2 separate regions of the Homo sapiens genome follow, and region 1 is linked to region 2. The links are chromatin loops, found by intact Hi-C in ENCODE. Cell type or tissue: mucosa of descending colon. All regions are shown on one strand. Each heading gives the region's core, and the rest is flanking DNA. Links, peaks and the distances in the headings are about the cores only. Region 1 has its middle 90 kb from the start of LINC02261. Region 2 has its middle 160 kb from the start of LINC02261.

What was found. Hi-C counts contacts between places; a loop is a spot of excess contacts. Peaks named below come from ENCODE experiments on the same cell type or tissue, not always from the same donor. Only the 100,000 strongest peaks of a DNase experiment are listed, where the experiment ranks them.
Region 1: a loop joins it to region 2, with 2.8 times the contacts of the local background. A loop is called at or near these places in 1 of 110 quality-filtered maps.

The regions. Positions count from the first base shown.
Region 1 is chr4:27,121,308-27,134,044 of GRCh38, reverse strand. No RefSeq gene overlaps it. Among named protein-coding and RNA genes, the nearest start is that of LINC02261, 90 kb to the left of the region's middle. RefSeq lists enhancers at 9,402-10,259, 10,260-11,118, 11,119-11,977 and a silencer at 10,644-10,938. In mucosa of descending colon, for the core only: no CTCF peak of the experiment used is centred there; a DNase peak (open chromatin) is centred at 6,964.
Region 2 is chr4:27,047,876-27,060,612 of GRCh38, reverse strand. No RefSeq gene overlaps it. Among named protein-coding and RNA genes, the nearest start is that of LINC02261, 160 kb to the left of the region's middle. RefSeq lists an enhancer at 532-1,731. In mucosa of descending colon, for the core only: no CTCF peak of the experiment used is centred there; no DNase peak of the experiment used is centred there.

The DNA.
Region 1 (12,737 bases), core at 2,989-10,988, 73 kb before region 2:
GAATAATGCCTTTTAACCAATCAAATGTTGCCTTTCCATTACTACCTATGGCCTGCCCCTCCCCTATTCTAAGCCCATAAAAGCCCAAGACTCAGCCACATTGGGGGTACTTTCCTGCCTTTTAGAGGGACCACCCCCATGTTCCCTCTCCCTGGAAAGCTGTTTTGTCACTGAATAAAACTCTCCACTTTGCCCACTCTTTGACTGTCAGTGTATCTTCATTCTTCTTGGACACTGGACAAGAACTCAGGAACTAGTGCACAAACCGGAGTCAGCCCGGGTAGGATGATTTGACAGAGCACCTCCTACAGCAGGTAGCATGCCTCTAGCATTGCTGACTGGAGGTCCCTGACTGGCAAAGGGACAAAGAAATATCCTGTATCACTGTCAATTAACAAGAAAGATTTTGTTACAATAGTATGATAAAAATAAAGTCTCAATGGCTTAATCTTCATATTGTATATCTTATTCCTACTACACATATAGAAGTAGGGTGAGGGGAGATCTACGGCCATCACAAAGAGACCCAGGCTAATGGAGGCTTCATTTCTGCAGGTGATTTCAACATTAACACTACATGGTAAAGTGAATCTCCCACTGGTTCTTTTTTTAAAATTTTTTCCACAAAGTGAAAGTAAGTTTATTAAGAAGATAAAGGAATAAAGAATGGCTATACCATAGGCAGAGCAGCCCCCACAATGGTTCTTAAAGAGCTTGGATTTCATTGGCCCAAACAAATCACTTGACCATACCTAACTCTGAGTGGATCAGAGGTGTGTAATTCTATCATATAACAGGAAGAAGAGAAAAGCCAGTTTATGAACACTTAAAATGTCTATGACCATGAGTCTTATCATTTTATTCTTTATCATTCTTAATTTAACAAGGACTATTTAGTGCTAAGTATAGATGTCAGTTTTCAGAAGCCTGCTTAACCAGTAAACACAGAGAAAAACTGCCTAGTAATATATTAAATTTTGGTCACCACTCAGTTTATTTCCCTAGAGAAATCTGGTATAATAAATTCCACTAGCAGAATTCTGGATTCTCCTGTTAGAGTTGGCAATGATGATAACTCTGGGGATATTGTGCCCCCAAATGATACCATTTAGTGGGGAAAAAAAAGGGAGGCAGAGTTTCAGTGTCATTCTTAATATCTATTCCTTCATTTAACAGACAATGATTGGCCGGCACACACTAGTCTATTTCACTCATTTAAAAAGCATTCCATAGCAGTCTATTATTTGGCAGATTCTGTTCTACAAATATGCATTAGCACCTGCAATGTACTAGAAACAAGCAATGCCAAGATGAATTCAATCCAACTCTACCCTGAAAAAAGTACACAGACCAATGGAAGATAGTGGTCATGTGATTAATAGACTACAATGCCAGGGTAGTGTTTGACAGCCAAGTTTTACTCTCTCAGTAAAACTGACCTTCCAGACCCATGGAAAGCCTCAGAATGTCTGCCCTCCTACCAAAACTACAGTAGAGAAAATAGGTAATTGGGTAGGATAAAGTAATGGCCCCACTTCTAGGTCATTGATTTTCAAATTTTCATACATAACAGAAGTACCTAGAAAAACTGATATCAATGTAGATTCTCAGGGCCCATCTCAAATGTTCAGATTCAGTTGATAGAGTCTTTGCTGTCAGACCCATGGGTGACAGTTATGGATTTTACTGTGTCTTCCAAAAACTTCATATGCTGATGTTCTATCCTTTGGTATTCCAATATGTGAGCTTATTTGGAAGTGAGGTTGCTGCAAATATAATTAGCTAAGATGAGTTCATATTAGGGGTGGGCCCTAGTCCAGTACGACTGTTACCTTTACGTATTACTCTGCTTGGGCCCCCATAACAAAATAGCACAGACTGAGTAGCTCAAACAACAGAAATGTGCTTCCTCACTGTCTTGATGCTGATGGTCCAAGATCAAGGTTAGTTTACCATCAGCAGGCCTAGTTTCCTCTGAAGCTTCTTTCAGTGGCACCTCCTTCTCACGTGGACCTCTTTCGGGTCCTCACGTGGCCATCTCTCTGTGTGCCCACATCCCTGGTGTCTTTCCGTGTGTCCAAATTTTCTCTCCACATAAGGACACCCATCAGATTGGACTAGGGCCCATCCTAACCTCATTTTAACTTAATCATCTCTTTAAAGGCCCTACCTCCAAATATAGTCACATTCTAAGGTACCAAGGTTAGAGTTTCAACATATAGATTGGGCAGAGGGAAGGCAAACATAATAGAGCCTATACACCTTATAAAAAGGGAAAATGTAGACATAAATGCACACAGGGAGAATGCCATGTGAAGATGAAGGCAGAGATCTGGTGACATAGCTGAGGCCAAGGACACCAAACACTGCCAGCAACCCATCAGAAGCTAGGGGAGAGACCTGAAACAGATTCTCCCTCATGCACGCAGAGGGAGCCAACCCTGCCGACGCCTGGATCTCAGACTTCTAGTTTCAGAATTGTGAGACGATCCACTTGTGTGTAGTCCACCGTTTGTGGTCCTTTGTCACAGCAGCCCTAGCCAACTGATCCACTCTCCTTTCCCACCACAGTCAATGCCACCAGACGTCCTGGTTAATAGTCCTGAATTTCTTTGCCTGAGACCTTTCCCTGGCTGCCAGAGTTTACAGGCTGGGGTATTAATGCTCCAGAAGCCGCCTTCAAATAAGAAGTGATGGAAGTTGATGTGTAAATACCCCAGATCCCTGCCCCTCAGAAGTAATAAATGTTCTGTAGCACAGAGTTCCTCTAGAGTATTAACCTTCAGTTGCCCCAGCCATAGGGGGCTTGATAACATACCTAAAATCAACTGACTCATCTTCTCTGCCCTCTTCCCCACTCCCCTACTGGGGTTTCCTTCACTGCCCCCACTTTACTCAATGCTTGCCTCAGGCTCTGTCCCTAGGGGTTGCAAATTAAGATATTGTTCCAGGGTAGGGCCTTGAGATTTTCATTTTTTTAAAATTATACTTTAAGTTCTAGGGTACATGTGCACAAAGTGCAGATTTGTTACATAGGTATACATGTGCCATGTTGGTTTGCTGCACCCATCAACTCGTCATTTTAACAAGCTCCCCTGTCACTGGAATGCAGGTAGTTTGTGGATCACCACTGGAGGCATGCTGTTTTGGGGAATCCAAGTTCTATCCCTGAGGCCAGTGAGAGAAACCCAAGGCTACATAATTAACTCCTATTGGTTCCTATCTGGCACAACCGTTGTGCTGAACTGAGCTTTTATGTGACATCCTTGATCATTATAAGTGAAATAGGAATTAAACATAAGTCCTAAATTCATCATAAAACTCTATTTCTAAATTCATTATAAAACTCTCACCATATATATAAAATTTCTCCCAAGATTTTTTTTTCTCTAAGAATTTTATGCCAGAAAATATTAAATTTCCTCTAAGGACCCAGAATGCTTCTCTGTAATAATGAGAGGTGTGGATTTGCTCTTTTTCCCTTTTTGGCCTAGTGACCAGGAAGCTCTAAGGCAAATCAGATGCTCAGTCACTATAATTATGGAGGCCACATTCATATTTGCTTCCCATCTCTTTCATGCTCTTACATTTCAATTCTACCTATATTTCGTTTTTGAAAGAGTCAAGGGAAAGGGAATAAAACAAACATTAGAGTGTGAATGAAGAATAATAAATTTTCTAAGGTTACCGAGGCACCAAGCCAAACAGCTTTTCCTCTACATTTTCTATGATGGAGTTTCTCCCAAGGAAATTTGATGTGGAGCACTTCATTGGCAAAGAATACCTAGGTGAAAGGGACTCTGAGTAAAAATGATTAATGGCATTTGACCTGAGCCAGTTCCCCAGTTACGCCTATTTGGCCTCTAAATCTGAATACATTCTGTGCTAAAAAAAAATGCGTCCGGGAAAAGAAAAAGATTGACTCAGTCAATAGGATCCCCAAAGGGAAATTTTACCATTGCTGCAGAACCGTGGTTGGGAAAGAAAGTACCCATGCACATTTCCTCTTGGGAAACCCCTGTTGAGAAGACAAGAGTTCTATTTTCCTTTCAGTTCAACTCCAGAGTGGCCCACTTCAGACAACTGCAGTTTTCTCTACTGAGTCACACTCCCCAAGCCCAAATTCCTGCCAGCCCCATGGGGGCTTCGAAGAAAGCGTAGAGGCTTTACTGTGCAGAGAACATGCTCAATGGTACCCTGAAAGTGATAGCTTCTCTTCATAAGGAGAGACACAGAGAAAAGACACAGGGACTGATACTCAAATAGAGACAGAGTGTGCAAAGCACAGCTTCATCTTCTCTAGCAGTTGTCTTTGCAGAATGTTCAGCATATTGTAGGCATTCAACATTTTGAGTTTGAGACATAATTTATTGATTCAACAACACATTATTTAATTCTTTCAATGACATCCTCACAAGACAGCTAAGAGAGAAAACCATTTGTATCTCAGAGGTGGGCAAAAAGAGCACAGAAAGATTGTGACTTATTTGAAGTCATATATGGCAAATGACTTAGGACTATTTATTCCCAGTCATTCCCTAGCAACCTGCACCTCCTCTTGGGTTTGATATCTCAGTTGATATCATCGCCACCCACACAACCTCTTTGGCTGAAATTCTCAGAGTCAAGCACAGCCCCTCCTGCTCCTTCCCCTCCTATATGAATTGCCACTAATTGCTTCTGTCTACCCCGGAGTCTAGCCCCTCCTCTCTGTCTTCATGGCCATGACCTGGCTCCCTCTTTGTCTCTCATCAGGACATTCAGCCAGTCAGGTGGTTTCCAGTCCATTCCATTTTGAGACCATGTTTGCAGAATCTGAACTAAGGGACTAAGCAATTGTGTTAAAGGAAGGAGAGGAGTGTTCCCTGCTCCAAAGGAACTTACAGTTGCGAGAAGACAGACAGAAAATTCCAATGTGTGAAAGTGCTAAAATGGGGCCATGGGGCCACAAGGCACAGGCATCCATTAATTAATTCATTGAACAAATACTTACACAAACATTGAACAAACTCTATGCCAGACACTAGGCGAGGTGCTGGAGATCATCTGTGAGTAAGACCATCCAAAGACCCCGTACCCATGGAGCTTGTACTTTCATGGAGGAGACAAACAAAAATACTCCATTGATGATAGATGAGATAAATGACAGATGAATAGAAAGAGGGTAATATAAATTACTGTAAATAAAAAGGAAGCCAGAGGGGTATCAGTGTAGGTTCTAATATAAACAGGGTGATCGAAGAAAGCCTCTCTGAAGATGCCGTGGGAGCTGAGACTGGAAGAAGTGAAGCAGTGCACCGAACACCAGTGCAAAAGCTTCCAGGCAGAGTGAATGGTAAGTATGCAAACTGTGCAACAGGAATGTGCATTTCCCTCCAGCCAGAGCCATAGCCCAGGAAATCCTCACGGAGAAGACAAATGTGTGCTGACTGAAAGAATGAATGAGGCAGCCAGGGATGGTGGCTCATGCCTATGATTCCAGCACTTTGGGAGGTCAAGGAGGGTGGATCACCTGAGGTCAGGCATTTGAGACCAGCCTGGCCAACATGGGGAAACCCTGTCTCTACTAAACATACAAAAATTAGGCAAGCGTGGTGGCATGAGCCTGTAGTCCCAGCTACTCCAGAGGCTGAGGCAGGAGAATCGCTTGCACCCGGGAGGCAGAGGTTGCAGGGAGCCAAGATACCACTGCATTCTAGCCTAGCGACAGAGCGAGACTCCGTCTCAAAAAACAAAAAAAAAGGAATGATGCCGGGCGCTATGGCTCACGCCTGTAATCCCAACACTTTGGGAGGCCAAGGTGGGTGGATTGCCTGAGCTCAGGGGTTCGAGACCAGCCTGGGCAACATGGCAAAACCCCCTCTCTACTAAAAATACAGAAAATTAGTCAGGCGTGGTGGTGCGTGCCTGTAATCCCAGCTACTTGGGAGGCTGAGGCACAAGAATCGTTTGAACCCCAAGAGGGGGAGGTTGCAGTGAGCCGAGATCGTGCCACTGCACTCCAGCCTAAAAGGACACAACGAGACTGTCTCAAAAAATAAATACATAAATAAAAGAATGAGTTGCTGCCAGATGGAAAAGGACAAAGAGCGACCAGCTGAGGGCAGACACAGGCAGAGCACAAAGCCAGGAAAAAGGAGTGCTTTCTCCTGGGATCTCCACATAGAAATATCTGGCCACCAAACGGCTTTGAACTGTGCCACCAGTTTCCTATCCCATGAACTCTCCAGGCTTTTTGCCTCATCTTTGTTCAATTTGAGCCATCTTTTTACACAGGCATTTCACCAAGAGAAGCTCTTTGAGATCGGAAGCTCCTATTAAAAGCTGGCCCACTCGCACCACAGTGAGGGATTTGGCCCATTTCCACACGCTGGACTGGCCTGAGGGTCCTGATGAGAAGAAACGGGGTGGGGAAACCACAACCCTGGCCCACAGGTTCCCGGGGAGGTGCGCTGCAGCTTTCAGGGGTGCTCGCCCTCCATTCTGGGCATTAGCTCAGGATATGGGCTTGGACATCGCTTTGCTTCACTGACTTTTTTGCAACGCTAAGCACTGCCTCAGTGTCTCCATCTGTTACACTAGGACCAAAAGTCTGTGCCCTCCCCTTGCTTTTCAGAGCCCTGTAAGATTATTTATGCATAGCCTATAAAGCCTGGTAAACTCCTCCAAGCACAGCTTTATGCAAATACAAGATTAAGCCTTCATCGGCAAGCAGAAGGTCGGTTTTCATTTCTACATCAGCTCTCTTTATTTTTTTGCTGTAGAAGGAAATCTATCACTCCAGTATTCACAACTGGAGGGGGAAAAAATTCCTGATTTTACTTCCATATAATCCAGAAGCCTATGGCTCCCAGAACTATTGCGGAAGAAGCCAGAAGAGGCCAGATGAGGCCTCACCGGGCAGAAGGAGCACAGCAGGGGCAAGCACTAGGACAAACAGCAGTAAAAGAAAGAAGTAATGGCCAGGTGCAATGACTCATGCCTCTAATCCCAGCACTTTGGGAGGCAGAGGCGGGTGAATCACCTGAGGTCAGGAGTCCAAGACCAGCCTGGCCAACATAGTGAAACCCTGTCTCTAATAAAAATAACAAAAAATTAGCCAAGCGTGGTAGCAGGTGCCTGTAATCCCAGCTACTCAGGAGGCTGAGGCAGGAGAATCACTTGAACCTGGGAGGCAGAGATTGCAGTGAGCTGAGATCGTGCCATTGTACTCCAGCCTGGGCAACAAGAGCAAAATTCCATCTCAAAAAAAAAAAAAAGAAGAAGAAAAAGAAGAAAAAGAAGTAATTAGGCCAGGCTGCAAGAGGAGAAGGGAAAGAAAGTAGGACACACAGCAGAGGTGGACAACCAGCGCTTACCATGCATACATCCCCAGGATCAGGAGGCTTAGAGGAGGCACCAGGAGAAAAACCAGCAGCTCATTGCCTTATCTCATAAACCAACTACTTCTGCGTGACCCCCTGCAATCCACGGAACCACCTGAGTCTCAATCATCTTGCTGAGAACTTGGGTATCATTTTTGGGTCTCCCTGTCATCTCACAGTCTAGTTAAGGAAGCTTGTGAGGCACAAAGTAGGGCTTTAAAGACAACCCTTAAATACAAAGGTTAGCCAGAGTGGTGGTGGGTGCCTGTAATCCCAGCTACTTGGGAAGCTGAGGCAGGAGAATTGCTTGAACCTGGGAGGCAGAGGGTGCAGTGAGCTGAGATCATGCCATTGCACTCCAGCCTGGGTAACAGAGTGAGACCTTGTCTCAAGAATTAAAAATAAATAAAAAGTTAGAGACAACCCTTAACTGGAAAACAAGACTATTCTACCCATGAAGTACCCAGAGCCAGACCACACCTATCTCCTGGAATGAGTTCTCCCATCAAGAAGTGACTCCTGTCTCCAGTCACCTCATCTGTTTCCCAGACCCACTCTCCGCTCCCACCTCCCCATCTGAGGTTTATACCTGCCCTACGGGACCCTTGACTTCTCAGCCAAGAATCAAGCCCCATCCATGCATGTCTGGCACTGACGCTCTATATTCAGGCTTGTTATGTCTCATGTGGAGGGAGGCATGCCAAATTCTACCTCTGCAGTAACTACTGAGTCTTTTATCCACTTATTCTCATGCATTTAACAAATAGGCACACCACTCCTACCATGTGTCACACACAATCGTGAACACTAGGACTCAGATGCACAAGCAGAAGATTCCTGCTCTCAGTTTAGCACTGGAGACAGAAGAAATGCCAATAGGACAGGGGTAGTTGATGGGTGTCTGGACCACTAAACACAGGTGGTCAAGGAAGGCCTCTCAGAAGAGGTGATATGTGACAGATGAGAGAGAGCCCGCCATGCAGAGATGTGGGGGGAGAGAGGTGGGGCATGAAGGAGGACAGCCAGTTCAAAGGCCCTGGGGCAGAATCAAGCTACATTCAGAAACCAGAAGGAGCTATGTGGCTGGAGCAGAGGGAAAGGGGGGAATTGGTAAGAGATGAGAGCAGAGAAGTTCCTCAGGCACCAGATATTCTAGGGCCCTGTTGGCTATGGTAAGGATTGAGGGTTTCGTAAGCGAAACTGGAAGGCATTCAAAGGTTTAAAACAAAGGAGTGATTTGTTCTGATCTGGGTATATATTTAAAGATCACCGTGGCTGCCGTTTGGAGGGAACAAAAGGAAGAAGAGAGGCCTATAGGGGCAGTTGCGGGGTCCAGGTGGGGGAGATGATGGCTCTGGAGAGGGGGCAGCCATGGAGATGGTGGTCCTTCCTGCTGTTCACCTGCCTTCATGCAGACCCTCCTCACTTCTTGCCCAGACTAATACAGTAGCTTCTGAATTCTTTATCCTTCTTCCCCAATCTCTCCCACATCAAATCAGCTCTAACACCACTACCTGGTAATGCATCCTAATGATAGCTGTGGAGCCACTGCTGGATGCCTGTGGAATCCGATTCACCTCCTCCTTATTTGCACATCACCATCACCCAGTTTAGGTTAATGAGAGGCACATGAGAGCCTACAGGGTGGCGCCTCCCAGAAACCTATTGCTTTCCTGAGATAAACAATAACAGACTTGGCTGATATGAGATCTTGGCCCTGTTTTTGCCTATGGTACAGTCACCATGCCCGGAGGTGGCATGACCACCTCTTAAGGATGGTGAAGCTCAAAGCTAGAAGAGACCTAGTTCCCAAGAGCATCTTTGAGCCCCTGGAGCATCCCCTGGATAGTCTGCCTCTGAATTCTTTTTTTAGCTGAGGAAAATGAACCTCTATTTGTTTAAGCCACTGTAGTTGAATTTCTATTAAGAGCAGCTGAACACATTTTCTCACCAAAGCAAGAAGCTCAGGGAATGAATTCACCTACAGCAATAGAAGATGTTAGCCCCAAGCATGTGGCTCATAAAACAGAGGGAGAATCGGGTTCTGATGAAAGCTAAGTCACTATCACATAAGGATTTTCAATAATACAAACTCTTAGTTTCTGTGGGGTAGTTGCTAGAATTCCATGATCTCCATATGGGCAGATGTGCTAATAGAAGAACATTGGGCCAAGGCCCAATGGCTCAGCTCCCCAGGGGAGTTTGTTCTGGATGCCCAGGTTCACTCCCCTAAACTCTGTGCATCGTGGGAGCATCCAGAGAGGCCTCAGAATGTGAGCTCCAAAGCAGTCACCTGAAAACAAATCACGGCCAGGCACAGTAGCTCACACCTATAATCTCAGCACTTTGGGAGGCAGAGGCAGGTGGATCACTTGAGCCAAGGAGTTCAAGACCAGCCTGGGTAACATGGCAAAACCTCATCTCTACTAAAAAATAAAAAATTAGCCAGATATGGTGGTGCATGCCTGTATAGTACCAGCTACTCGGGAGGCTGAGGCAGGGGGATCGCTTGAGTCTGGGGAGGTCAAGGCTGCAGTGAGACAAGATTATGCCACTGGACTCTGCCTGGGCAACAGAGTGAGACCTTGTCTCAAAAAAAAAAAAAATAACTTCCATTAACTGTTGGGTGTCAGAAGGCTAGATAGGGTCTGGAACAGAGACAACTCCTTCTCCTATAATTGTAATAGGTAAATTGTAACCATAATAGGTTCATTGCCTGAAGCACATGGCAAGTCAGTGCACCAAGGCATTGAGTAGTAGCAGAGAAAGAGGTTTAATCACAGGGTCACCAAACAAGGAGACAGCAGGAAACCTCAAGTCTGTCTCCTTGAGGAGTTTGGGGCCAAAGTTTTTAAGGGTTTTGGAGTGGGCCAAAGTGTGGAGATCATTGATTGGTCTGAGAGTGAAGGATTTAAGTCACGGGTCAAGGAGGTAAAGAAGCTGTATTCTCATGCTGATTTGGTTCCTCTGTGAAGGTCTTTTAACTGGTTGGCATCAGCTGTTTTGCTGGAATTCAGGATCTGCTTAAGCAATTCTGAAACAAAAGGCTTAGGATTCTAACATCAGAAATCCTAGCTACAGAAACAATGGGGATGCAAATAGCCAGTGTCTAGCATTGAGTGCCTTTCAGTTACACGGAAGTGGGTCAAAGTGCAGCCTGGTTAATGCTTATAACTATATTTCTGTCCAGAATTCTTGTTAACCATGTGAGAACAGCTCCACTCCAAGGTCCAAAAGAAACTCAGAGATGGGGCCAGGGGCATCCATGGAGGCCACCAGTCAGGCTGAAGCATAACATTACAGGCTCTGGGGGTCAGTCCAGACACAGGCAGGCAGCATCTCAAGGCCCTGTGTTGGAAAAAGGAAGGTTTCCCAGCAGGGAGAGGGCAGAGTATATGAGTCACCAGGGAACTCGTTAAAATACAGATTCCAAGTCAGTTGGTCTGGAGTGAAACCTGAGAGTTGCTAACAAGCTCAGAGGATGCTGAGGCTGCTCAACAGGTGACCACACTTTGAATAATGAGGAGTAAGAACACAGAATAGGGAGTGTGCCCTATGGGTATAACCAGGAAGCTACTGGGAGGTATGTGTGTGTGTTGTGCAGATGTGTGTGCTCATATTTTCACAATTGGGATGAGCAGGGACTCAGTAGCAATCAGATGAGTGAGAAATGGCGTTTAACACTGGGCAGGTTACCTATTGTTGACAAGAATTAAATCCTGTAAAAATATGTAAAGAGGTTTATTCTGAGCTGAATATGAGTGACCATGGCCCTATTTACAGTCCCAAGAGGTCCTGAGAACATGTGTCCAAGGTGGTTGGTTTACAGCTTGGTTTTATTCATTTTTGGGAGACATAAGGCATCAATCAATACATGTGAGGTATACACTGGTTTGGTCCAGAGAGGCAGGCTCACCTTTCCAGACTGAACCAACGTATACCTCACATGGTTTGGTGGGGGTGGGTAGGGAGGAAGCTTACAGATCACAGGTGGATTCACAGATTTTTCTGATTGGCTGTTGGTTGAAAGAGTTATTGAAAAACCTGGAATCAATAGAAAGGACTGTCTAGGGTAAGTTAAGAAGTTGTGGAGACTGAGATTCTTGTTATATAGATGAAGTCTCAATAGGTGGCCACCCTCAGAAGCAATAGATGGCAAATGTTTCCTATTCAGACCACTAAAAGGTGCTAGACTCTAAGTCAATCTCTTCAGGATTGGGAGGCCCTGGAAGGGGAAAGATCTAGTTACCTTAACAGAGATTCTTTACAGATGCAAATTTTCTCCCACAAAAGATGGTTCTGGAGGGTCATTTCAAAATATATCAAAAAAAATCTGGGGATAAAGAAGTTTGATTTTCTTTTTTATCTGTCACATGATGTTATGCCAGAGTCAGGTTGGAAAGTAAGTCATGTCATAAAGGGTTAAATAAAACCCATCTGATGAGATTTTATGGTTTGTAGGGCATGACAAACCTTGGTCTCTCAGATAGGAATTTGGGCAAGAGACGAAAAGGTCAGAGTTTAGTCCTCACTATGCAGAAAAGACATCGCTGAAGAATGTCCCAGGACAAGAGACATCCTTAGGAGCCCTGCCCGGCTGCCATCACTGCAGCTGTGAGCACTGCAGCACATGACTGGGGCCAGCATCCTCTTCAGATCCTCAATCTGTGTGGCTGCAATACACAAACTAGAGAAGCTGTCAAGTTTCTTCCTATGCAGTTCAGGTCTTCCTATGCAGCTGCCAGTTTCTTCTTGTGCACTCGGTTCCGACTGTGGTAACTGAAACTGAGTGCTAGGACTGAGTAAGGTCCTTGGAGTTCTTGGACTTGACACAGAAAAAAATAAAATAACCCAGAAAGGTCAATACATTCCTGCAGAGCAAGCTGGTGCTCAAGCCATGTGATCTAAATATAAGAAGGGATTTGACCTCAGATTGAATTCTAAGCCAGTAAAGCCAGACAGATTGCTTACCTCTATAATCAGTGAAAACAATAAAGCTATTTTCATTTGAAAGAAAGTAAAAATGCATAAAGGGCCTGGCCTTCTGAAAATTGCTCTAGATTGACTGCAAACCCAAGCATGCCCACGCTTTGCCAAAACTTAACCTGTACCGGCAGCTCAAATACTTAAAAGTCACAAGAATGTTCTTCTTTGCTCTTAAATGTGGACATGGGGGGAAAATGAGGAAGAAAAGGAGGCTGGATCTAGAGGAAATATAAAAGCTGGAGTGGATTTTTCCTCTCCTCTTTCAAGTTTGTTTGGAACTTTGTGAAGAAAATGTCCTGGTCTGTTCCATCACCCTCGGTTCTCATTTAAGCTGCACTGAGACTGTGTTTTGAATAAACAGAGCACAAGGGCAGTGCTTCAGAAAGA
Region 2 (12,737 bases), core at 2,283-10,282:
AAAAATATTAGCAAGCCAGTCTTTCAGAATCAGATCACTGGAAAGAATTAACTGAAGAAAATCAAAGCCACTGCTCAAATAGAGTCCATTCTTTACAAATATATATATTTTCTTCTCTCTTCCAGGGTCCTTGCTCAACCCCACAACAACGACCCTGGAATTGTAGAAGTTTCATAATGTCCAATTTTAAGATCTCAGCCATGATTAAGACTAGAGTAATCAAGAAGATTAAAAATATTTCTTCACTTTCCTCCTTCTAAGAATAAGTAAGCATAAAAGTAATAGCCGCTAATTCTTATGTGCATGTTACCAGTTACTTTGTTAGGCACTTTACATACATTATCTCAAGTAATTCTCATCTTCACAACACCCATGCCAGAGAAATATTGCTATCTTGTTGGGTTTTTTTTTTCAGATGAGAAAACAGGCTCAGATAAATTAATTTATTTTCCCCAGGTCACATGCTATAAAATAATGAAGCCAGATTTCTAACCCATGTCCATCTGAGTCCTGAGTCTATTCTCTTAACAGTATTACCACACAAGGAATAAACCTGATACACACATCTTCCCGGAACATCAGTAATGTATGAAGATGAAGGCAGAAATACTGTTTCCATATTAAAATAAATATGACTATATTATGTATAGGAAAAATTAATATGCATTAAGATCAAATCAATGTCATGCTTTCAGCCTGTGGATTCGGACCACACATCAACATCTCTGAAAAGATTGGTTTCTCTGGGTTGCAGTCGAGGTTTCCTGCCAGAAAAGAAAGTTCAAGAAGCCCAGCACCCCACACCTCTCCCAAGTGAGTAAATAGCAAACTGAGAAGAATATCAAGATACTACATAAAATTTTTTGATTTTTCATTTTAAATACTGTCTTGATTCCTCATGGGACTTTCCCAACGCGGAAACAGCGATGACTGTACAAGGGAAAACAGATGATTATTTTGCTCGTTCCTGTCCCACCCTGCCCTCCTTGCCTTTGAGTTCTCATGCAATCCTATTGGGATCTTTGCAGGTGAATGAAACATTTTGATTTGCTTGTTGATTTCAAAGACAGCTCCCTGGGAAATACCACAGCGATTGTGTTCAAATTCACCTGAGTAAAATGTTTTTGCTTATTAGAAAACAATCTTTGCAACAGGAGCAAGCCATACATGAGATGCAGAGATCAGAAATGAGAGTCTTTCAGAAGGTTACTGATATTTCCTGAGATGTGCTAATGTGTCATATTTGACAGGAAGGTGAAGAGAGCAAAGTGGGGCCACCTGAAAGAGCACAACTCAATCACTTAGACCCCATTCACTGAAAATTCAGACGTGCCTGAGCTAATAGACAACTGCCTGCTATTTAGAGAGTGAGGATGTGTTACAAACACTGCAGACATGGACCTCATCTATTCCTCATGACAACCACTGTGGGGAAAGAATTGCCATCCCCATTTCACACGTGAGGAAAATCATATGTAAAAATGATGCAAGAGATCTGGGAATTTCCATAGGTCACTGAGCTAAAAAGTAGCAAGGCTGAGCCCCCAACTGGTTCTGCAGGGCCATCAATCACAGAGGCCCGCTAGACCCCAGAAGGTCCTGTATTATAACAGTCATGGCATTCTAATTTCTGATGTAATTGGAAGTCTTTTCTACCAGAGGCTTTCACACCCTTTGGAAGGCCTGGGGAAGCAGAGGCCAGCGAAGCAACTGCTTGAGTTCCTGAACCCATGAAGTGCCAGAGCCGTGGAGAAGCAGTAGGCAGTCCCTGGTGTCACCACCAGGGAGGTGTATTTTCACAGCAACATCCAATTAGAAGATAAATGCAGATTTGCTTTTCTAAACAGAATGCACTTAAACCAACACTCAGCTCTCCTTCCCTGAACAAATTCTCAGGGAAAGCTACTGGCTACAGATGAGCCTTTGCGATCACTTTCAGGTATTGTTCGGTGAGTGATTCCTGCAGGCTCACCCAGAAGCTGCTGCAAACCCCATGATGATCCCACACTTCTGCTGACAGTAACCCTGAAGGATGATATAGCTTCACCTGTTCTTCCACTTTCCAGACCTCATTCCAGTGCCTCTGATTGGCTGAATATAACCCAAAACCAAGCTGGAAACCATCATTCTCAGCAAACTATCGCAAGGACAAAAAAACAAACACCACATGTTCTCACTCATAGGTGGGAATTGAACAATGAGAACACATGGACACAGGAAGGGGAACATCACACACCGGGGCCTGTTGTGGGGTGGGGGGAGGGGGGAGGGATAGCATTAAATGACGAGTTAATGGGTGCAGCACACCAACATGGCACATGTATACATATGTAACAAACCTGCACATTGTGCACATGTACCCTAAAATTTAAAGTATAATAAAAAAAAGAACTGGGGGGCATTTAAGTAGTCCCTGATTCTTCCTTGCAATGCAGAAGAGAGTGGACAAAGACGCAGTAATGGTATTGAGCTGACCACAGCCAATGGTATTAGTAAATAATATATGCATCACCAATTTATTATCCCAATGTATAGATCTGGGACTATTAAAGGGAATTTTTAAAATGGCCGCCACCATTGTATCATTAATCTATGGCTGCGTAAGAAACCACTCAAAAATTAGTGCCTAAAGCAACAACTGTTTACTTGGCTCACAGTTCTCAAGGTCAGCAATTTGGGCTGTGCTCAGCTGGTCCTTCTTGTGTGTCTGTGGTCGGCTTCCAATAAGTCAGGTGGCTCCATTTCTCAGGGTGCACGTCTGGTGGCCGGGACAGTGGGGATACTGGGCCACATTTCTCTCATCTTCCAGAAGATTACCCAGGCTTGCTCCCATAGAAGCTGGCAGAGTTCCAAGGGTGTAAACAAAAGCTGCCAAATCTTTTGAGGGCCGGGCTCAGAATTGCTATCATGTCATTTTTGCCATATTCTACTGCACAAAGTGAGTCACAGGGCCCACTCCACTTCAGAGGACAGAGAAACAGACTCTGCTCCTGAAGAGAGAAGCCACAAACCCACATTCCAATGGGGCGGCATTCACAGAGTGGAATCATGGCGACTTTCGCAAACATTTTGGGAAAGAGTAAGGCAAATAAAGTTCAACATGTTTTTCAAGCCCCTTGCAGGACTTTAATACAAGGAAGTAGATGATCAGTCTCCAAGAAGAAGGCGTAATGTGTAGGGTCCCCACAACTTAGGTAGCCACAAAGCCCTTTTGGTTTGGGGCATCTTGTGGGCCAGTTGCTCTGGGAATCATCTCTGTGAAATACCACTCAGCCCCATTGTGAATTTCCAGTCTGAATCAAGGAAGAGGTCTATTTTAATCACTGAGAGGATGGAATGTCATCAGCGGGGTAGACGTTGTGTGGGGGAGAATGCCTTGTTTTATAGCGGGGCGGAGCGGGAAATAAAGTGCCCTATAGTACCTTAACCTTTGGTTTCCAGCCTGGAAAGACCACAGCATGTGTTCAACAGCCTCCCTAAAGTCATTATTGCTTCCGAGCTAGCTGAATTGCTCGATAATAACAATTCTTTGCACTTATGGAATGCGTTTCCTCCGAGGAGAGCCAAGTAATTTAGAATCACTTATTAATTAATCCTCAGCCCCCACATGAGATGAGGATGGGTTATTACGCATCTTTAACGGATGTGTGAAGTGGGTAAATGAAAACAAAATGACATTAACCGTCTGCCCAAGGTCACTGTGTTGTCAAACTCACTGGACACCCTCCCAGCTCCGTAGACCTCACTCGTCATTTTGGGTGCCTCTCTCACAGTGGCAGCGGAATTCCTCGGAGCTGGGTTCCGGCCATTTCAGGAAAGTCTGTGTTTACTGAATCAACCATGAGGATTTTGCTGTTTCATTTCATGGGGGGGCCGGGGGTGGGGTGGGGGCTTCATTTTTACTATTCCGCTTTTGGGTTTAGTGTTGATTTGAAAATTTAGTGTTCGGGTGTCCAAGAAGAGCTGGTTCTAATTGCACTTATCTTGCATTTTGTTCACAGAGACGTCACTTACTCGGGGAGAATATGCACTCACCAAGCTGAAACAGGGTGCCGCTGCCCACCGCACGCGAAAGCAGGACTCAGAAAGGAGGAGGGAAGCATGTGTTGTCCCCACCAGGGCCGCGTATTTTCACAGCAAAATCCAGTTAGGAGATACATGCAGACTGTCTTTTCTGAACAGAATGCACTTACCCCAGCACGCAGCTCTCCCGGGGTCCACTTCCCTTAGCAGCTGAACAAATTCTCAGGGAAAGCCCCTGACCACGGAGGAGCCTGCGCGATCACTTTCAGTCACCGTTTCCAATCTGTTTCCGAAAGGAGTTCTTCCCTAAATGTGTGTTTTTCCACACATACAAACCAAACCAATCTTAGTGGGTTTATTTTTGTAAAGGGAAGGGAGAACCTGTCACGTCGAAATAGCTACAAAGCCCATCGAAAACTTAGACACTGTGGGGTCTAGTTAAAACCTGTGTTTTAACTAATATCCCCATGGTCAGGTAATGAGAGCCAGGGCCAGCCTTCTGAGTTGCACAAAACCAGCTGCAGCTACCCCTGGTGAATGAGAATAGGCACTTCAGAGGACACAAAAATCCAGGAGCTGGTAAGGAGCTCTTCTTGCACATGGTCACTTTCAGGGTCAACTCGAGGGAAGAAAATTCTGCAACGTTTAGAACTTGGAGAAACACTCTTGATTCGATGCGGTTCGGGTTGTGCAGACTGACGGAACTTCATCTGTCCTTCATTCATTCCCTCTTTCATCAAATGTTTATTGAGCACATACTTTGCTGAAGGCCTGGTTCTGGGGCTCTTGGAGGATGGATCCAAAGCCTGCGGCCTGGAATGAAACATTCAATGAATTCCTTTTCTCTCTCTCTCTTCAGGTCTGTGTGCCAGGCCCAGTGTCAGGCTCTGCCTGGGTACCTTATGATTCCCACTCCCAGAAGCTTAGGGTGCAAATCAGAACTGTCTAGGAAGCAATCTAATTAAGGCTTCCTGGTAGACCCAAATGCCCCAGGTCTCAAAGGAAGAAGACAATGATGGTGGAACAGGAGTTAGAAGAGTAGAGTCCACCATGGGTCCAGATCATGGCGTGTTGTAAAAGGGGATCTCAGGCAGACAGGGGCACTAGAGGGCCAGGGGACAAGTGTATCATTGTGCCTGAGGACTGGCCTGCAGCTGGCAGCTGTTGGCTCACATGGTGAGATTCCCACGGGACTACACCAGCATCTTTTCTTACTTTCCCTCACTGTGAGCCACAACACTGCTTTTTTTGTTCCTGGGTCCTGAGATTAATCTTGCATGTCTGTGTGTGAGAGGTGGAAGTATGTCCTTACACGTGTTTTAACTAATGGCTCATTACTGGCTCAAATTTATCATCTTCAGCCCATCCTTGTCCCTCCCATCTGCCTTCACCTGCTAAATCCTCTCGATCATATTCCAAAGCTATATTTTACTGGTTTGAATCTCGTCTCTGCGACCACACAGCCCTCGGTAAAAGACTTAACTTCTGAGTTTCACCGCTTGCATCTGATAACATTGTGAACAAGAAATGAAACAACCTACATAAAGCACTTGGAACAGAGTTGGTAGCCAGTAAATGTTAATTCTGTTTTATCCCCCTTGCAACTTCTTCCTCTGTGTTCCCACCGCAGGTTGCTTATCCAGCTATATTTGACTAAGGTTAGAGGCTGCTTTGTATAAAAGTTAGTGACAACTGGTCCTTTACATTGATGATGAATAATTTAAAGGGAAGAAGAATCTATATTGACTATAAGGTAACAGAGATAGAAATAAAAGCACAGCCTTGGAGTGGGGGCAGGGCGGGAATCATAGCTGATTTGCATATGCACATTCACCAGGGAGTTAGAACCAGTCATTTGTTTATAACCCAATCCTATAATTTCAAATATTTACAAAGCATTCATCAAATCATACACAACCCTATTTTAGAAGAAAATCTTCCAGACATTGGCCACATAAGAAACTTACTCTATGTTCCAAGGGACAAAAGTAATTGATGGATGATGATAAAACAAATTGCTACCAAAAGGGGACATAAATGTGGAACCAAAGAACCCATGAGAGGATGAACATGTGACACTGCCGAAGGATTTGCTGGCTTTGGCTGGATCCCCGGGTGACCGCCAACGTTAGTGTATATGTAAGTTTCTAAAATATGTACCACATAGAGTGCAAAGTTTGGCAGACACCTGAGAAACAGCAACTAGTGGATAATGAATTAACACATATACCTTTTGGAGACGACTCCATTTTTTTCTGACCCATTTGGAAATGAAGCATTAAAAAGGAGATCCTGTAAGAAGCAAACAGAAATGCCAGCTCTCTACCAATGTTCTCTTTCAAGAATTCTTCCCAAATTTGGTGTGTTAATGACTTGTTAAGAATTAAGTGACCCAATATAAGACAGCAGTTATCTACTGAGTCTGATTTTTCAAAGACCACCCATTTCATGAACCAAGTTGAAAAACATCTTCCCTTATGAGCAAATAAGACTATTTGGGGAAAACAATAAGAGAGTAATAAATTTAACATCTTTTTCGACTCCACTTCTTACACCATGAAGAATGTTTTTGCATCTTCAGCAGGGAGGTTCTTGGTCTAAGTCACCAACCAGGTGCCTAAGCCACAAAAGTACCAGAGAAGGACTAGCCAGCACCTAAATTATCCACCAGCCCTTCCCTGTAACTGGCTGGAGAAAAACCAGAAGCAAATCTTCAAATATCTACCCATTCTGAGCCCTGCTCAGCACAACAGTATTGCTATAATTCCCTGCTCTTAGGGGAAGAAATGTACCTTCACCTGAATTTTATTTTGAATCAAATACACTTTGGGCAATCAAAAAGAGATGATTATTAATTGCCCCCACGTGGCAATGTCTTGGGGCTTAATTCAGAACAGTAATGGCTCCGGGGATAGAAAACATGTTCGAACTCTAAGTCAGCCCTAGCTTAACACATTCCCTCACCAAGCAGGAATCAGGAAAAGTGGTGAGATAGCAAGACAAAGCACAAGGTCACTAGAAGGCGACCTTCCAGTTGGAGGAAGGTGACCACATTTCAGTGGTGAGGGAGAGGTGTCCACCTTCCAGTGGTGGGGTGGGGAGGTGACCACCTTCCAGTTCTAAAGAGAGCAGCAGAAAAAGCAAGAATCAGCAGCTGTTCATCCACAGAGCTGTACTTATATATGACCAGGGAGACACAGACACACAAATTACAGATATACTCACATGTGCAATACACACGCTCAGCAGTGTGAACCACAATAAGGATAGCCCTGTTGGTAAGATGAGTGGGCTTCACACACACACATACACACACACAGAATGCATGCTTTCTGATACACGCACATGTGCACAGATCAGAAACATTTTCTTTAAAGATATTCATAAATGAAGAAATACGCTTTTTCTCTGCAAATTTGGACCTCTGTGACCTTCTGCATTGAAGGCATGGTATGACTAATCTGAGCTAACACAAGCCTGGTCACATTAAGGGTGTGTGCCCACCTCAGTTCGGCGACCTCCACATTTTCCATAATAATAAGAGATCCTTACATCGTTGCAGCTCTACTTAGCATTTGGGGTGTCAAAATCCCCTGGGACCCCAAAAGCCCCCTTTCTGTCACGTATCACAGTGTAGTAGGGCAAACATAATAGATTTCATCCAACCCAACTGCACAATTGGGAGATAGTTTTTAAATTTTATTCAGTAACGAGAGTGGTTTTATTGTTGTAGATACTGGAGGAATACAAATCGGCCAGATTTCTCGTCCATAAAAAAAGCCGGCATTAGAGTTGGGAGGAACGTGAAGTTGAAAAAGAAGAATTCTTCTCAAGATTTATGTGTAAATAAAGTTAAAGCACAAAACGGGGAAACCGGACTCTTTAATATGGCTCTCCTTTAGAAATATTTATACAAGCCTTTGAACCGAGCCCAACAATTCAGAGTTGACGCCATGCGGTGTTCTCAACATCTTATCAAATATTAAAAACCCCATTCTGCAGAACAACGACACTTTACATGCCGAAAAGGCAAAATAATATTTGAGCAAACTCCCCTTTGTTTCCACCAAGAGAAACTTGAGCACTTTTTTTCACCTTTTACATTTTCAGAAGAAACATCTTTTCCTTTGCTGCAGAATCTATAAGAAGCTGGCAACCTGGAAATGCTTATTGCACTCATCCTGGATTCCCCCCACAGGACCTCAGGATCTCAGGCTCTGAGCAGTGCTTAAGCACAATCCCAGGGCCTGGGCCAGATATGGAGGAGGCAACCAGTCTCCACGGCCCTCCTGTCTCCTATCCTGTGTCTCACTCGGTAAGAATGAGACAAGTAGGCTGGGCGCGGTGGCTCAGCCTGTGATCCCAGGACTTTGAGAGGCAAGGCAGGAGGATCACTTGAGGTCAGGAGTTCGAGACCAGGCTAGCTAAATGGTGAAACCTCATCTCTACTAAAAACACAAAAAGTAGCCGTCCATGGTGGTGCACATTTGTAATCCCAGCTACTTGGGAGGCTGAGACAGGAGAATCACGTGAACCTGGGAGGCAGAGGTTGCAGTGAGCCGAGATCGCACCACTGCACTCCAGCCTGGGTGACAGAGCGACTCTGTCTCAAAATAAAAGAACAAGACAGTTAACAACAGTGAAAGTCACTGTGGCCTGAGATGATCTGGGAAAGCTTTCTGAAAAAGGCAGGAACGTAGCTGAGCCTAGAAGCAAAGGGTGTACCTAGACAGCTGTTTCAAATTCCACGTCTTACGTATACTATTCCCTCTAACTGAATGGCCTCTTTTATCTTCTCAGAAAATACCTATGTAAGTCTAAACACAGGACGTCTCTCCACTGACCTACCTCTCAGCCCAGTTCTTCCCGTCCTGCTCCCTCCAGCCATTCAACTTTTGCAAATTCTGCCGATTACACAGCGAGCACTTTGACAAGAGAGCTTGATTTCACATGGGGCCTCCAGACCTGAGGTGAGAGGAGATTGTCCCCAGGTGGAAATAAAGATCTGGTGCTTCCCATAACAAGTTCTCATTAGCCAAAGGCTATAGTGTTGAAAATACATGCTATGTATAAAAGGTGACTTGTCTTCAAATTTTTCTTGTAACTAGAAAGATTGTCAGAATTTTAAATGCTCCACCACCCTAGCCAACATGGTGAAACACCATCTCTACTAAAAATACAAAAATCAGCCAGGCGTGGTGGCACGTGCCTATAGTCCCAGCTACTTGGGAGGCTGAGGCATAAGAATCACTTGAACCCAAGAGGCGGAGGTTGCACTGAGCTGAGATCCCGCCACTGCACACCAGCCTGGGCAATAAAGTGAGACTGTGTCTCAAAAAAAAAAAAAAAAAAAGAGAAGAATGTGGATATTTATTTGCTTGAATTCAGAATCCATTTACCTGGAGCTGAGGCCTATGAAAACCTGGACAAAAAGATCACCAGGCCCCATGCCTATCAGGGAAATCTTTGGAATGATTGCTAATGGGGTGGAGCTGGGCACTGGAGGCACTGAGTGGGAGGAGAAATTCTGTCATGGAGACAGAGGTGTGTCCAGGTAGGCTTGGTGAGAGACACACAGATTCGACATGGGTCCTGAAGGATGCAGAAGGGGGAGGGTGGTGGGGAGGAGGTGAGAAGGGCGTCTGGAAGGGCCAGGAACAGTGTGGATGGGTCAGCATGATCCCTGGTCAGGGGTGAGGGAGGAGACTCTGTGACAAGATTGGGCTGCTTCTCCATGTTGGGCTGCTCTTGCTAACAGGGGAGATGACTGAGAGCAAAGGTTACTTAATGAGATTTTTCTAGACATCTAATATGAGTGTCGCCCAACTGGAACCACAGGCCAGAGTCCATATAGGCTGTGGGAAGTGGGGTATGGCCATAGTGGAACAATGGGAAAACCATCTAAGATTCAGGGCATTTAACTTAGGGGTAGAGAGGAGTGTCGCACTGAAACCCTATTGACTCTAGTGGGGAAGGTACCAGATTCAAGAGGCTGGAGAGGAGACCCAGCGCCAGCAAACAAAACATGAGATTTTGGGGGGGTTTTTTGAGACAGAATCTCCCTCTGTTGCCCAGGCTGGAGCAAGTGGTGCCCTCTCGGCTCACTGAAGCCTCCACCTCCTAGGTTCAAGCAATTCTCCTGCTGCAGCCTCCTGAGTAGCTGGGATTACAAGCGTGCACCACCATGCCCAGCTAATTTTTGTATTTTTGTAGAGATGGAGTTTTACCATGTTAGCAAGGCTGGTCTCGAACTCCTGACCTCAAGTGATCTGCCTGCCTCTGCCTCCCAAAGTGCTGGGATTACATGCGTGAGCCACCGCACCCAGCCCATGAGATTTTACTGGAGGCTTACATACAGGGGAGAGGGCCCAGTGGCCGTGGGCTGGGCAAGATATCGGCCTTCCCTACAGTAAAGTGGTGGCGGCTAGGCAGGAAAACCACAGCTCCTTGCAAAAAGCCCGCAGTTCACGTAGCATTTCTACTTAACACCTTCTCCCTAACAACCTCCACCTGGCAATCCTCACTCAACCCAAAACTCAGGGCCTGAATCCCCGTGTTCCATGGCGTGGGCCAGGGGCTCAGATGTTCCTGATAGACATGGAACAAATCTCCGAGTTCGCCACTCCTGGATTCCCTAGCCCAGAACTCACATTCAGGTGCATCTGCCATACAGAGTCCTTCTCAGGGTACACTTAAATTATTGCTATCATGTGCACTTACCTACAAGGAGTCAGGGTTCAGTAGAAGTAAGGCTGTCTTTCTCATAATAGAAGGGCCAGGTCATGGCAGACTTTGCACCTGGGTTAAGTCGAGGCAGAGAGGTTTCCTCTCATGTGCCATTTCTGAGGAAATCATAGCACCTGCCTGGAGGGCTGTGCTGAGAAGGACATCAGCTCCTCAGAATTTCCCACAGACCTCTGCGTGAACAGCCCTGTTCCCCTCCCTGACTGCATTTCCCACCGCTGCGCTGAGCTGGGCTCACCATGGGGAAAAATGGCCCAACGGTTAGCCCTACCCCTCAGTGGGGCCATCTTTACGTTGACACAATGCCAACCACAACATTCCCATCCCTGAGCAAGTTTATGCAGCAACTGTAACACTTGAACCCTGGCTGGGAGAGGTCCTTGTGGAGCTTTTCCAACTCTAACGTTTTAGGATGGAACCAAGGTGATAAAAACACAAAACTTAACTCCTACTTAGATGGGGCCAAGATGAAATTGACCAGGCTTTCATAACAGAGAACTGCAGAGTCCCTGTTCACCTTCGGCTGTCAAGTGGATTAACCAGTACTCAAAAGGTGTTTCAAAACCCAAAGCACCACAGCAAAGAATTCAACCAGTGAAATATTAATGGGTTGTGCTGGAAGATAAAATTAAATACTTAGTATTTGTCGAGTACCAAAGAAAATTACACCAAATAACTCAAAACGAAATATTTAATTAGCTGCTCTGAAACGGATTTGTTCTGAAACCATTAATCTCATTAACACACACAACTTCCCTTTCACAGTACCTGCTTTGTTTTTGTATGAGGCCGACACGCAGCTCACATTTGTCTACTTGTGTATGTGGATATCTCTAAGAGCCTCCTCGTAATACAAACTGTGTTTCTGCTTCCTTGCTTCCCATATTTGTGGGTAACATTCATTATCCACAAAACAAAATAAAGAAATTGCTCCAAATGAGAAACAGTCGATGTTTCCAACTGCACAGAGAAGGGGCTATTTTTCCAACGTGCACTGCAGATGTGGCAGCTGAATGCATGTGCACACGAAAACGCTAAATGAACAGCCCGCATAATCGTGACAATTATACGTTGCAATATGTTCTGTTTCTACTCATTAACTCGGGAAGTTCCAAGGAGGGGTAAAAAGTCGGTCGTTCTGTTCTCTTAAAACTGCAGCTTTGTGGACTCTACCTGCTTACTGATAAATTTGACATTATTGAAAAAATACTGTAATAAATTTAGAAACAAAGATTATTCCCACTGAAAAATTATATAATTAACATTTTGAAAGCAGCTGGGATCGGGAGTATTGGAAATAATACCAATACAATACTGCCATCTAGAGGAAACTGGGAGAAACCACAGCCCTTTTTTATTTTTCTGATTGCCGTCTTCCCAGTTGTAAAATCAGCAGCGTAATAAAAGGGTTTGCTGGCTGGTATATGTGATAACGATGGGGAAGGGAGACTCACAGTTCCAAATAATGCAATCTTTAGATGAGAGATCTCAAAATTTTTCTTCACATCCCTGAACTCTGAGGCGTCGGAGACGTTGAGGAGGGGCATGTTAACCAGAAAAAGAGGGGCAAACTCAGATCTCCACGAGGCCCGCCAAGAGCCTGAATGCATGTGCAGCCCAGTCTTAGTATTGCCCTTCCTTTTTTTGCGTGTTTTTGGTTGTTTGTTTGTTTAAGGAAAGCTGAAAATGTGTACATGTGTGTGAAATCTCCAGATATTTTAATTTGGCAACTTCTAAAAAATTTAGCTGTGCGGTCTGAATAAAACATGTCTGAGGACCAGCTTTGGCTCAAAGACAGCCAGTTTGTGACAGCCAGTTTGTGATCTTTGGGATAGAAGAAAAAATATTGCCAGTGAATACTGACCAAATGAGAAAGGAAGAGAGAACCCAGGGGGCTGTTACCAGCTTAGAAATGTGTCAAGTGCTTATGTGCCACACTGAAATGCCAGTCTAGACAAGATTCGAACACA